Regions from separate parts of the Homo sapiens genome. Here all the other regions are linked to region 3. Evidence: chromatin contacts called from ENCODE Hi-C or POLR2A ChIA-PET data. All regions are on one chromosome and are shown on one strand. Each heading gives the region's core, a stretch centred on a gene start or an enhancer-like site at or near the end of the contact. The rest is flanking DNA. Distances are from core to core; before and after follow the strand shown.

Region 1 (4,373 bases), core at 1,379-3,878, 4.5 Mb after region 3:
AGAAATACTTTATTAGGAGCCTGGTAAATATGAAAGAGTCTTAACGTCAGGACTCAGTGCTCCTTGGTAGTTCAAACAGACAAGACTGGCTTAGCCTGATAGAGCCAGAAGAAATGTAGCAGAGTCTGGAGAGATTGAGCAAAGATGGCAAGGAAGAAGTTATGGGGGTAAGGGTGATTTTATTATGTTTCAATATTTTACAGTTCACTTAAACTTTGAACTAAATAAAATGCATTAACAAACATGAAGTTTCTACATTTGACCACGACATTAACTAGGGAAAGAGAACATAAAGGAAAACAAGAAAAAGACTTTGAAGTATTGGAAACACACTCCACTAAAATGTTTTTATTTTTTATTTTTATTTATTTATGTTTTGGGACAGAGTCTCTCTCTGTAACCCAGACAGGAGTGCAGTGGTGCGATCTCGGTTCACTGAAATGGCCACCTCCTGGGTTCAAGCAATTCTCCTGCCTCAGCCTCCTGAGCAGCTGTCACTGCAGTCATGTGCCACCATGCCTGGCTAATTTTTTTGTATTTTTAGTAGAGAAGGGGTTTCACTATGTTGGCCAGGCTGGTTTTGAACCCCTGACCTCAGGTGATCTGCCTGCCTACATCTCCCAAAGTGCTGGGATTACAGGCATGAGCCATTATACCTGGCCTAAAATGTTTTCAATAGCCACATTTATGGAGAGGGAACAGATAAAGCTGTGGTTGTAATAAAAGGGCCTTTTGAATATTTGACTCTAAATGTTTATTTTAAAAAGGAACCCTTGATTCAAATGGCGATCCAAGATCACTTCGAAATCATGAGCAAGATCTCCCAGACCCAAATCTCATGGCTAGAAAATGGATGACCTGATTACATAGATCCTAAGATGTCTTTTATAAAAGCCTGAGAAGAACAGTGGACCTGAGAGTAAAACACTTCTGCAGAGATAATTTGTAGATCCACAGTCAAAATATTTCAGCTGTGCCTTTGTCTGTTGCCCACATGTCCAGGTAATTCTTTTAAGTAGTTTAAGAATGGTAAATTACACATTTTCTAGGAGACTGAAAATTCCTAATCAAAGGTTAATTATTTTTTGAAAATTATTTTTTGAAAAGTTTAGTAAAATCTTCTGAAGGCTTCATTTAGTTCTACATCTTGTAGAAGATTCAGAAGGCATCAGGTGTAACCTTCTGCTCTTTTCTCTATCCATTGCTGGCTCCCTACTTTCATTTTGAATTTATCCCTATTTCCCTATTTTTCCCCCTTTGTGTACAGATACGATCATTCTCCACCCTACCTTCCAGCACTTGCCCCTCTTCAACTACCACCTTCTCCATCCCTTGTTGAGAAAGCCTTCTCTCAACTTCTTGTTTATACTTAGATTCTTTTTTTCCTCACCTACAATTCCCACACTATTGAATAATTGTCTACTCCCACAGACCACATCATATCCCCTTGCCATCTTGCTTGTTGACAAGAGTGCATATGTGCCAGGCACTGTATGAGGCACCAAGGACACAAAATACATGATTCCTGTCCTCTATATTTAGGGTGAATTGTCAGAAGAAACTGGTATTACAAAGGTCAGTTAGAGAGTCATTGTGGTCAATCACTTATAAATCACAATACACTTTTTCTCTATTTTTAGTATTTTTCTATTACATATAAAAAACTACCTTCCATGAGAAACAATAGGATGGAGATTATTCAAGATATAGTGTGTCAAACTGAGAAATGAATACACAGAGTTAACGATTTGTTTGACCAGAGGCAAGAAAGCATTCACAGAATGCAAAGTGAAGTTAGACTTGCTGACTGAGTGCTTTGAAACTCCCGATTGAGAGGATGAACCTCATGCACAATTAGCGCCTTAAGGGAAGGTCTTGAGATGAAAGAAAAATGAAAATAGTTTTGTGGCCGCAGAATTTACTACCACTGGACGCAAGATGTCTAAAGTACTTTAAATGTGAACTCCAAGGGAGGTCAGAGATAAATTCGACTGCTAAAAATCAGATTTACAAAAGCAATATTCAACCATGTAGACTGGCAACTCCACTAGTGTTTGGAGCTCCCCATCCAGATGTACAACAAACTCTTGGAGACTTGGATGTGTTACACAGGGGGCCGGTCGGGTTTCCATTTAGGACCAGGAGATTATAATCACTTTATTTTAGCAACCTCCTTACTACAAGGCCAAAACTGACAGTCCTCTCTCCAGACCCTCGCGTCCGCCCTCCAGACTGTGCTTCCCGCGCCGGACAGGGAAGTGGGAGTGCGGACGACAATCCGCATCCTGCCAGCCAGACGTCACCAAGCTGTCTTCCAAGAGGCAGGCGGAGAGAGCTGACTTCCGATTGGGTCAGCCGAGGGGCACGGCTGGCTCCCTATTGGCTTACAGGAGGGGGCTAGAGAGAGGCGTGTCTCAACGTCACACCCGCCCCTAGTCTCCTTGCTGCTCAGGATTATGGGAGGGAAGGGAAGTCCAGGAGGGAAAAATGACCCGGAAAGACCTTTGCCGGCCTGGGCCAGCCCTCTTCCGGAGCTGATGTCTCCTCCCACCAACCAGGAGAGGTCCGCCCTAGGCCCCGCCCGTGCCGGGGGATCAGGTGATTGCGGGCCAACACGGTCACGTGACCGGGGCGCACCCGCCGATTGTGGCCATGGCGGCCGCAGTCTCTAGTGTGGTGAGACGAGTGGAAGAGCTCGGGGATCTGGCTCAGGCCCACATACAGCAACTTAGCGAAGCTGCCGGTGAAGATGGTGAGGGAGCGGAGGAGAGGGAGGCGGGCGGGGCAGACGGCGCTAAGGTACTGGCGCTCGATGGCTGTGAGGGCTAGAGGCTGAGGCCTGTGTTCCTTTGGGTCCCAGGCCGCAGGTGGTTACCCGAGGTCTGTCGCTTCTGAGCCCCTCTGCGCCATCGATTGCCCACTTCCCAGAACTCACAATGCCAAGGCGTTGTCTTCGAAAACCGCATTATTCAGAACCCATGGAAAATCTGTCTAGATCCGTGCTGGTGTAAACTGTCTCGGTAGCGATTGGAAGAAGGGCAGAATCTAAATAAAATACAGAAGTTTAAATAAATGGCTAAGATGAATGATAACACTCAAATTAGTTATGGTGGTTTGCATCCTGTAAAGATAAAAAGACATGTATAACAGTTCCACTTTTTCATTGCTGCGTTGTAATTTGCGTTTTACGTTTTGGATTCAAAACAACATTCTATAGAAGAGCTTTACATTGGTGTGTAGACTATTCTGCCCCATACATCATGCCAGTTCTCACAAGGGCTCTGTTAAGTATTGGCATACTTGTTTTGGAAAGGTCTAAGCTGTTAGGAAAAACTGGGCTAGGGAATTGCCTCAACCTTCTGAATTTAAGTCCAATTCTTTTCATTACGTCTCAGCTGCCTTTAGGTTCTACATTATTCCTTTTTGAGTTTGAGCAATTACTACAGATAGTTTTTAAAATTCTGTGGACTGACTCATATCATCGGACTCATAGGAAAACAGTGGTGGAACATTTTCTTAAGCGATTGAATAGTTGGTGAATTTGTTATTAAATAGGGTCTATGATGAAATGCCTTAGTTTCAGTGAATATTTTTTGCCAGATTATCATTTATCAGGAGTGTTTTGTTTTGTTTTGTTTTTAGAGGCAGAGTATCATTCTGTTGCTCAGGCTGGAGCCCCTCTAGTAGTGGGACAACAGGCGCACACCATCTCGCCCGGCTAACTTTGGCATATTTTGTAGAAACGGGGTTCACCATGTCATCCAGGTTGGTCCTGAACTCCTGGGCTCAAGCATTCCACCCGCTTTGGCTTCCCAAAGTGCTGGGATTACAGGCGTGAGCCACTGTGCCAGGCCAGGAGTGTGTTCTTTAAAGACCTACAGACCACCCTGAAGCCGACTTATATTTTGGTCTGTGGATTCACATGAATAATTCTTGGGTAGTAGGAGCTATTAACTTGAAAGTTATCTATGTTACCTCTAATTCCAGATTCACTTGAACCAGTCCAAAGAGACCAAAGAATGTTTTTTATTCACTTATCACTGAACTAAAAAGCCATTCTCATTTCCCTTGGAAGAGTTCTTTAATCTGGAATGAATCAGAGCTGGAAATAAAAGTCATGTGCTATATATGGAATTCTTGTTTGAAGGCTTTATACTTCTGAAAATTTACTAAAATAAAATGACAATGTTAGTGGTCCACATTATGAGCCGTTGATCAGCATGGAAATCAGTTCAATCTTAAAAATATTACAAGATTTATGAACTTTAATTAAAACAAGATTTCATGTACTTGAATTGAATTTGGCATTATTTTTCCACGCAACAAGAATAATATACATTCAAACTTTGTTCTTTAATGTAATGAGTATATAT
Region 2 (4,311 bases), core at 939-3,438, 4.5 Mb after region 3:
AGGGTTCTCTCATCCGTACTTTAAACATGTGTAGAATATCTGATCTATGCAGAGTAGTGTGTTTGTTGAGGGAGACTAAGTGTAAGGCATAAATATGGTCTCTGCCATCGGGGAACTGTCATCTGGTTGAGGAGACAATATACACATCTGAAAAGTTAAACAAGTAGATAAGTGGTACAGTTCAACAGAAGCAGCAGGTGAGGATTTAAAGTGCTAAACAATAAGGGCTGTAATCCCAGCACTTTGGGAGGCCGAGGCGGGCGGATCACGAGGTCAGGAGATCGAGACCATCCCAGCTAAAACGGTGAAACCCCGTCTCTACTAAAAATACAAAAAATTAGCCGGGCGTAGTGGCGGGCGCCTGTAGTCCCAGCTACTTGGGAGGCTGAGGCAGGAGAATGGCGTGAACCCGGGAGGCGGAGCTTGCAGTGAGCCGAGATCCCGCCACTGCACTCCAGCCTGGGCGACAGAGCGAGACTCCGTCTCAAAAAAAAAAAAACAATAAGGGCACTAAGAGCCACAAGCTAGGGGAATAGTGGAAGGCAGGAGTTAGACCTATGATAATCAAGCCTGACAGGGCTAAGTTTGAACTCTGTATGAACTTTTAATGAGATATAGCAGAACCCCTTATTTGCATCTCGTCCCTCTAAGATGAGGTTTGCTGAGCTTCGGAAATGGTTTAATGATATACTCAAGATGGAAAAGACTTGAAGTGAGTAAATTACAGTTGGGCAAATCAGTAACTGTCAAAAGAAGGAACGTTCCTGACCTCGGCCCAAGGGTATCGCTGTGCTCTGGTTTGTATTAGCTTCAGCACCGCTGCAATCTCACTGAAGGTCAAGTTCCCTTTTAATAATGCTTTATATATCCAAGTCTATCTGCAGTTATAAAAATGCTTCCTAAGAGGCATTTAAGAGTAAAATGGTCCAGTTCTGAACCATTCCCTAGCACCTACCGAAGGAGCTCAGTGGCTCCTCTGTGTTCTCAGCGGTCAGGGATTGGATGCAGGAAAGAGCAATGGGGCCAGGCAGGCACGCTTCAGGAGTAAGCACCGTGTGCATGGCACGCTGTCAAGCTCAGACCTATTACTGAATACCAAGGAAGAGGCTCCCGCGATTGAGACGGCGGGGATAAAGCCACCCTCCTGGACCTGGCGCTCTGGTCCTGTAATTCGCTCCTAGGGCTCCAGACAGGGGTGGGCTTACAAGCGAGGACAGTGCATAAGGCAAAACCACAAGTCAGTCCACGGTGGGAATGCCTCCGGATACCACTCGGTGGAGAGTCGGCAGTGGGGCACAAAAAGGATTTCAAAGGGCTCTGAAAACCGAAAGCCCCTAACCCGGATACGAGGGGCCTCGAGAGAAAGGTTTGTCCTCCCCTGCAGCCCAGGCGCGGGCCAGGGACACACCTCGGATGGTTTCCCAGCTTGGCCGGCAAGACGCCCTGGCGAGCGCTCCAGTCTACGGGGCAGCAGAGCCAAATAGGGAGGAGAGGATGGGAGCGGCATTCCACACCCGCCGCACCCGGCATCCAGCCCCGGTGAACTCGAGCAGAGCCATGGCTAACCCAGCCTCAGGTTCTGGGCCTCTAGAGGTTCCTCTGCCCAGAGATCCAACATCGGGGGCGCAAACCTACCCGCTGTTGCCTCACTCCTAAACCTCCATATACTGGCGCCCTCCTCCCCCCGTTCAGACCCTCAGAGTCCCTATCCAAGGGCGGGTGCCAGGAGGGAAGCCGACGAGCGCCAAAGGGCTCGGGAGCGCTGCCAGGAGTCCTCCCGCCCCTTCTCAGCCTCTCCGCGCGCTTCTTTATCGCGTCTCGCTCCATCAGGGAAGCGACTGCAGAACCAAGCAAAGGCGGTCATCCGAGGGGCCGGCGAGGCCAGGAACGCGTCGCCGCGTGTCCGTGACCAGGGCACCGCGCCACGGATGCCAGATCCCAGGCTGGAGAGAGCGGGTAGGGGCAGAGAAGAAAACGCGGGCACCACTCAGGGTTTGGTCCACGTTCTTCCTGCCCATGGCCTTCCTCTTCCCCCGCACTTTACCTTGTACCAGGTTGCCCCAGATCCGCGGGCAGAGGCGCAGAGCCGAAGCCCGGAGGAGAGGAGTTTGAGAGCCGCCATCTTCGGGCGGTGAGGCAGGAGGAGGCTGCGGGTTGGAGCGCGCGTTTGAGCGTCGGTGCGCGACTGCGAAGGAAACCCGGGCGGGCTGGAGGCTCGACAGCGCGTCGATGACGTCCTCCCGGCCTTTCGAGCCGCACGCCACCGGCGCGCTGCTGGCTGCTGCTTTTAAAAGAAGTGAGGCTGGGCGGGGCCCCGGCGGGGAGAAGAGGCTCTGTGCAGCCGGGGCGGATCGCGGGGAAGTTCCTCTCAGCGCCTCAGGTGTCTGGGCGTGTGCAGCTGTGTTGGCGCACACTTGCCGCTACAGCCCTTCTGTCAGCCCTTTAGCTTCGATGGGGCGCTGGTGGCCGCCTCCCCCTAGGTTGTGGATGAGTCTTGGCCTAGGGTTCAGGGCCCTCCGGCCGCGGGAGGATCTCCCGCCAAGCTTGTTGCTTTTCCAAGTTAGTGCCTGGCGTGTGTGTGGGCTGCATAGGGGCACCCCTCGAGGCCCCCTTCTCTTCTCCCGCCTGGACTGCGTTCACGTTTCTAACATTTCTCAGCCCCTTCTCCCCACATCTGGCCTTGGCTTACATAGAGTAAGTTTGCTGTGAGCACTTGCCTCGAACTGTCGGTCAAGAGGTGTGAGCAACAAGGCTTGCAGAGGAACAAGATTAAGACTGGACCTCTGTGACCTGAGTTTAGCACACCTTTTCTTCCCCATCATCCAAGTTTGCGAATTTCGGGCTCTTTCTCGCACTGGAGTCCCAGCAACCCCAGAGATTACTAAAGATGCAACCATAAAAGCAGTATATTGCTTTAACCTTAGGCAAGTTAGATAACTTCCCTAAGCCTCAGTGTCCTCATCTGCAAATTAGGATTGCTTGTGATACAACGTCATAACGTTTCTATGAGTTAATTCATGCAAAGTTTATGGCCTTATTATGAGGAGTCAATAAATGTTAGGCATTATTATAAGTTTATTCCATTGTAGCAGTTCATTGACATGGCACGTACATATTCGCCAAGCCTTGTCTTTTGACCAACTCCTTGAGGACATGAGCCACGACTGATTTCTCCAGAACTGTCTTTGCACTTAGCAGAGTGGAAAGACCAAGTGGAAGCTCAATAGCATTTTATTTGATTAAGGCCTGACCAAGTTCTGAGAATGTGATGTTAGTTTTGAACCAAAGCAAAGCACACAAAAATTAAATGAGATCTTAGCTTCCTTAGCAAATACAGTAAGGTAATGAACAGTGAAGATGCAGTTCAAAGTTTGTCCATAAAATCATTTGCCCTTTCATGGTATTCTTTTAACTCTGAACTTTTTTTTTTCCTGTAAATATTATAATTTTAGTCAAAATCAGTTAAGGAGTAAGATACCAAGTTAGACTATTCAATTACACTGGAGAAATTAACTTATTGCTAGTTGGTATTTCAACACATTTTAAGAAGTTGGATTGGGGGGAAATTCAAGTACTGTAACTAAAGTCCCATAACTAGTGATAATTTAGCATATAGCAGCTGTTGTACCTTTAACTTACACAATGTGAAAAAAACTAGCATTCCAATTGAGTCTGCTTTTCCACTTTTGCCCATTGCGATTGGGTCTGCTTTTCCACTTTTGCCCTTCCACAGGGCACATGAAATGGAAAAACTGCATTGGCAACTTTGCCGGTGGTCATATGACTGACTCTTGGCTGGTCTCACTTTGTTGCTCTTGGCTGAGGAAGACACATTTTAAATGTTGCATGCTATGTGACTAAGTCTCCTGAGAAAATCACCCTAATTACTGTATGGTCAAAACACACTGTACTGTATTTTTGATGACTGTGACTTCATTTTATACTTTTTAAATAATGTGCAAGTCTCTTCAACTTGAATAAATTAGATTACAAATTACAAAAAAAGTTCTTATGTGCTGATTTCACTTCTAGTTACACAAAGGCACTTCAATTTTAATTGGTGTGCAAAATTTTACTTCTTTTAAATATCTGAACTTTTCCGAACTAGTAAGGATATTTCCCACTTGCTTTGAAAGGCAGTTTCTGGCAAATATGTTATATTCTGGAAACCTTTCTTTGTGGAATCTTACAGTTTAACTTCCACACTTTTAAAAACTGGGAGAATTGGATTCAAAGCCTTTAAACAAAAGGTCTGATTCCAGTCATGCAATGAGGAAAGATTTTTTTGTTTGTTTTTTTGTATTTTTTTTT
Region 3 (4,680 bases), core at 1,659-4,158:
CAGCGCCAGGCCTTTTTTTTTTTTTTTTTTTTTTTTTTTTGAGACAGGGTCTCACTCTGTTGCCCAGGCTGGAGTGCAGCGGCGCAATCACAGCTCCCTGCAGTCTCAACCTCCCCGTCTCAAGTTATCCTCCCACCTCAGCCTCCCAAGTAGCTGGGGGTCCAAGTGTGTGTCACCATGCCAAGCTAATTTTTGTATTATTGTATTTCTTTTCTTTAAGAGGCTGGGTTTTGCCATATTGCCAAGACTGGTCTCAAACTTCTGGGCTCAAGTAATCTGCCCACTTTGGCCTCCCAAAGTGCTGAGACTATTGGGCTGAATTCATATTAAAGCAAATCCAGGCTGGGCACAGTGGGTGACACCTGTAATCCCAACACTTTGGGAGGCCGAGGCGGGCGGATCACATGAGGTCAGGAGATCAAGACCAACCTGGCCAACACGGTGAAACCCTGTCTCTACTAAAAATAGAAAAATGAGCCAGTGGCGAACACCTATGATCCCAGCTACTCAGGAGGCTGAGGCAGGAGCATCGCTTGAACCTGGGAGGTGGAGGCCGTAGTGAGCCAAGATTATGCCAACTGCACTCCAGGCTGGGTGACAGTAAGACTCTGTCTCAAAAAATAAATAAATAAAGCAAATCCAGACATCCCATTTAATCCTAAAACATAACTTTAATAGGCCGAAGGTGGCAGATCACCATGTTAAATGGCAGTGGGAACACAGAGGGAGGAATCGATAACTTTAGTGAGGATGGGAATGCTACGAAAGACTTCAGGCCAGGAGTGTGACTTACATCTGTAATCTCAGCACTTTGGAAGGCTGAGGTAGGAGGACTGCTTGATGCCAGGAATTTGAGACCAGCCTTGTAACAGAGTGAGACTACGTCTCTACATAAAAATTAAAAATTAGCTGGGTGTGGTGGCAGGCGCCTGTAGTCCCAGCTACTGGGGAGGGCAAGGCGGGAGGACCACTTGAGCTCATGAGTTAGAGGCTGCAATGAGCTGTGATCATGCCACTGCACTCCAGCCTGGTAACAGAACTAGACCTTGACTCAAAAAAAAAGAACAAGAAAAAGAAAGACAACAAAGAGAAACTAAGGACTTTCACAGGGAGTCTGGAAAAAGTTTGTCAGGCAAAAAAAGAACATTGCAGAAACAATAAAAGTAAGATAAAATCCTGAGGAAATCCTGAAGATGGGGCTTCTTACGGAAAATATGCTAAATTCTCTGTAATCAGAGCAACGGATGAAAAATTGGATGGAAAAGAAGGGGAAGAGACTGGGTGAAAGAGGAAGGTGTGTGTAAAGGCATGAGATATGTAAGAGAAGGACCAGAATGCATGCACTGTTTTTATATCTTGTTTTCACACCTAAGGAGGCCAAAATGAGTAATGTTGTTCAAGATGATAATTGCTAATAGGCCAATCAGGTATTATAAGACACGCTCATTGGTAAGTAGCTGTAGGGAGCAAATACTATCTTTGTTTCTATCATTTCTTTGATTACAAAGCTATCAATGATTTTTATAAATAATCAGAAGTGTTCTCGGTTTACACTGCACAAATTATCCTATTTAGATTACTTTGGTTCTTGCTCACCAACAATCTTTTCTTTCTTACACTTCGCTGGTTTTCTCCAAATTCCATCTCACAAAGGGGTCACTTTTTCTAGCAACTGATGTAATTCCATAAGCCGTGGGGAGCTGGTTATAACTTAAAACTGTTAAACAAATTACTTTCCAGTCACCTATATTGTCAACACATATTCTGCCTTACTCTCCCTGTACATAAGCACTGTGATTTCCCTGTTCTCTTTCTTTATTCCACTGGTAGTTCTTTTAAGATCCTCCAGCATTTCATAACACACATCTCTACACATAATAAAGCGTTTCTTGGCCGGGTGCAGTGGCTTGCGCCTGTAATCCCAGCACTTTGGGAGGCCGAGGCGGGCGGATCACTTGAGGTCAGAGTTCGTGACCAGCCAGGCCAATATGGTGAAACCCCGTCTCTACTTAAAAAACACAAAAATTAGCCGGGCTTGGTGGCAGGCGCCTGTAATCTCAGCTACTTGGGAGTCTGAGGCAGAAGAATCGCTTGAACCCAGGAGGCGGAGGTTGCAATGAGCCGAGATCGCGCCATTGCACTTCAGCCTGGGCGAAGAGGGAACCGCTCCGTCTCAATAAATAAACAAATAAATATAAAGCAAAGCGTATCTTTAAGATAACATGCTAAATTTCCAAATTAACTTCGTTTGCTCTTACGATCTACTCAAACACTAACAGGAGAAATGAACAAATTTGGGACTTGGATCTGGAGATGCTTCTCATATGGCCTTAGCCATAAGCACTTGAGAGCGGCGAGAAGCTCATTAAGGTTGAGGTCTTTGCCTCTTTCTGCTTCAACTGGGAGCTTGCTCTTCACTCTTGCCCTCTCAAGTATCTACAATGAAGAAAGTGAGGAAAGGAAAAAACCTGAAAAGAAGCTGCTTGCTGTTCTCCAAAAATGCAGCCAACAGTGCCATAAATCTCAGCATATCCTCGCCGGGACCAACGCTGGGGATAAGTAGCAAATTAGGAAGTCAGGCGAGAGTCCTTTAGGTTGAGAAAGCAGGGTCACTATCACTCACTTGGGGCAGACACCATAAGCAGCTCGGAAAGGTCCGGGTACATGCGGTCCTCTTGCAACTGACGGTCGATGAGCCGTCCAGCATTTTCCAGAGCTTCCTGCAGGGCTGCGGCAGATGTAGAGGCCGGCATCGCCGCGCCCAACAAAGAAGACGGCATCTCGGAAATCGTAGACACCAGGGTCCAGAAAAAGTCAAAAACCAAGGAGAAACAAGAAAAGATCCAAGAAGTTAGCTTAGATCCGCCGCCTAGGGCGCGCGCGCCAAACGAGCGCCTTGGCGCCTCGACATGACGCACTTCCGCTTCATCCGGTGGGGAACTGGAAGACGCCGTTCTGGCCTGGGAAGAGGAAGCTGTTGGGAGGGGGCTAGAGGTTGTGGGTGGAGCTAGGAGGCTGCTGATGCTTTCGAGGGGGTTGAGGGTTTTGGGGTGTGGCAGGGTAAAATTAGGGTAGGTTATTTAGGGAAGGGAGGGAGGGAAAGGAAGGGAAGGATAAAGGGGAGGGAACAGGGAAGGAGAGGGGCGGGATGGGGTTGGATAGGGTGAGGAGGAAGGAGGGAGGAGGGATACGGTAGGTGGGAGCTAGGTCGTGTGTCTGGCCTAGGAGGTTGGTCAGGTTCCGTTGGTTTAAGCGCGTGCTCGACCTGAGTCTTGGAACTTCCCGCGTCGGTATCCGCTAACTGCAGCTATATGAGTTCGCGCATGAGCGCGCAGTTTGGTTCTCCAAGTAACTGCTTTTGTGAGAGTAGTTAAGAATTGGTAGGTCGCTGTCACAGAGAGGGATATAAACCAGTATCTCACTATATTCTTCGCGGGCTTCAGTGTAAATTAGAATTCATCAGGCTTTTCCATTTGCGTGTCGCTGTCTTTTGACTTTGTTGCCCCTTAGTATAAAATACGTGTTTAAGAAGAAGCTGAGTGCAGGTGGACCGCTGCCGTGCTTTTTATCGTGGCAGAGATAGCAGACAGTTCTAATTCATCTTTCCATTCCCAGCGCTAGTATAGGAACTCGTATGAGATAGGAACCCAAGAGTTCATACAATCCTAAGAAACTGAATACTTGCCTTGTGCCTGGTGCTGGGACTATCAAACTAACACAGTGTTTCCTGTCCTTAAGGTGCTTCAAGCAGAGACAAAGGGCTTCATTATAATTTTTCTATTTGGATAGGTATAAACTATAGCAGGATAGGAGAAAGCAGAGAGGTAAAAGAGGCTTCATTTACTACAGAAGGCAACCTGAGTGGGTAAATCAAAGCACTTTTTAGAAAGCTGCTCTTATTTAGAATCTCACCTAAGAAAGCTTCCAGTTATGTTCTTCAGAATTTCACAAATCAATAACTGAATTACTCTAAATTGGTCTTTTGCTATTTGAATTACATTTTTACTCCCTCAAAGACTTGACTACATTTCTGAAAATTGAAAGTTCTTTGATGTTACCAATCTACACTTAAAATTTGACATAGCCAATATACCAAGAAAAACTGGATTTTTTATCATTGGTATATAGATAGGCAGTTGGGTCTCTAGCTGTGAGTTTACTTTATTTGGTAGACCATAGATTGAAAAGTGGTGGTCTGGCACCGAGTTTGTTTTTAATTTGAGACAAAATACACAAAGTTTTCAACTCCATAAATTGGAAGATTCAACAACGTTGCTGTGATATTCCTGCATAGAAGTAAAGCTCCCCAAAGTGTAATCTAACTAACTTAATTCATTGGCATATTGCCTATGCTTTCCCACTACAACTGCTAAACCGAGTAATTTCTACAAAAGACTGCAAAGCCTTAAATACGGACTCTGGCACTTTACAGGAAAAGTTTGCTGACCTCTTCCCTAGAACAGATAATTATGAATTTTTTTGGTCTTAGGACCCCCTTGATACCCTTAAAAATTATTCAGGATTCCAGAGAGTTTTTGTTTCATGTTGGTTACATCTATTAATATTTGTGAATAACTCAAACTGAAAATTAAAATGTTTAACATTGTATTTAAAAGAGTAACAAGGCCGAGCACAGTGGCTCACACCTGTAATCCCAGCACCCAGCACTTTGGGAGGCCA

Evidence for each region. A loop is a pair of places that touch in the nucleus more often than their neighbours do. ChIA-PET counts read pairs that join two places held with the same protein, here RNA polymerase II (POLR2A). Pooled maps may share reads with other maps.
Region 1: a map of CD4-positive, alpha-beta T cell shows a loop between it and region 3 (8-fold over the local background). The contact joins the promoter of RIMOC1 here to the promoter of NUP155 in region 3. A Hi-C loop is called at or near these places in 3 of 168 maps with a recorded cell type or tissue (CD4-positive, alpha-beta T cell, naive thymus-derived CD4-positive, alpha-beta T cell and sigmoid colon) and 17 of 50 pooled maps. POLR2A ChIA-PET finds 5 or more read pairs at or near these places in 2 of 52 experiments (PC-9 and activated T-cell).
Region 2: a pooled map shows a loop between it and region 3 (27-fold over the local background). The contact joins the promoter of OXCT1 here to the promoter of NUP155 in region 3. A Hi-C loop is called at or near these places in 6 of 50 pooled maps. POLR2A ChIA-PET finds 5 or more read pairs at or near these places in 2 of 52 experiments (T-cell and activated CD4-positive, alpha-beta T cell).

The regions. Positions count from the first base shown.
Region 1 is chr5:41,901,716-41,906,088 of GRCh38, forward strand. RIMOC1 (RAB7A interacting MON1-CCZ1 complex subunit 1) reads left to right here and starts at 2,629. Exons shown (of 6, transcript NM_175921.6): 1 at 2,629-2,752. The coding sequence starts at 2,653. RefSeq lists enhancers at 2,062-2,201, 2,313-2,859, 2,612-2,731.
Region 2 is chr5:41,868,237-41,872,547 of GRCh38, forward strand. OXCT1 (3-oxoacid CoA-transferase 1) reads right to left here and starts at 2,189. Exons shown (of 17, transcript NM_000436.4): 1 at 2,045-2,189. The coding sequence starts at 2,122. It overlaps OXCT1-AS1 (OXCT1 antisense RNA 1), which reads left to right and starts at 1,794. Exons shown (of 3, transcript NR_046635.1): 1 at 1,794-1,956; 2 at 2,055-2,146; 3 at 2,530-4,005. LOC102723752 (a long non-coding RNA gene) reads left to right here. Exons shown (of 3, transcript XR_925956.4): 1 at 1-1,366. RefSeq lists enhancers at 1,826-1,905, 2,736-2,785.
Region 3 is chr5:37,368,198-37,372,877 of GRCh38, forward strand. NUP155 (nucleoporin 155) reads right to left here and starts at 2,909. Exons shown (of 35, transcript NM_153485.3): 1 at 2,624-2,909. The coding sequence starts at 2,780. RefSeq lists enhancers at 2,582-2,691, 2,812-2,901.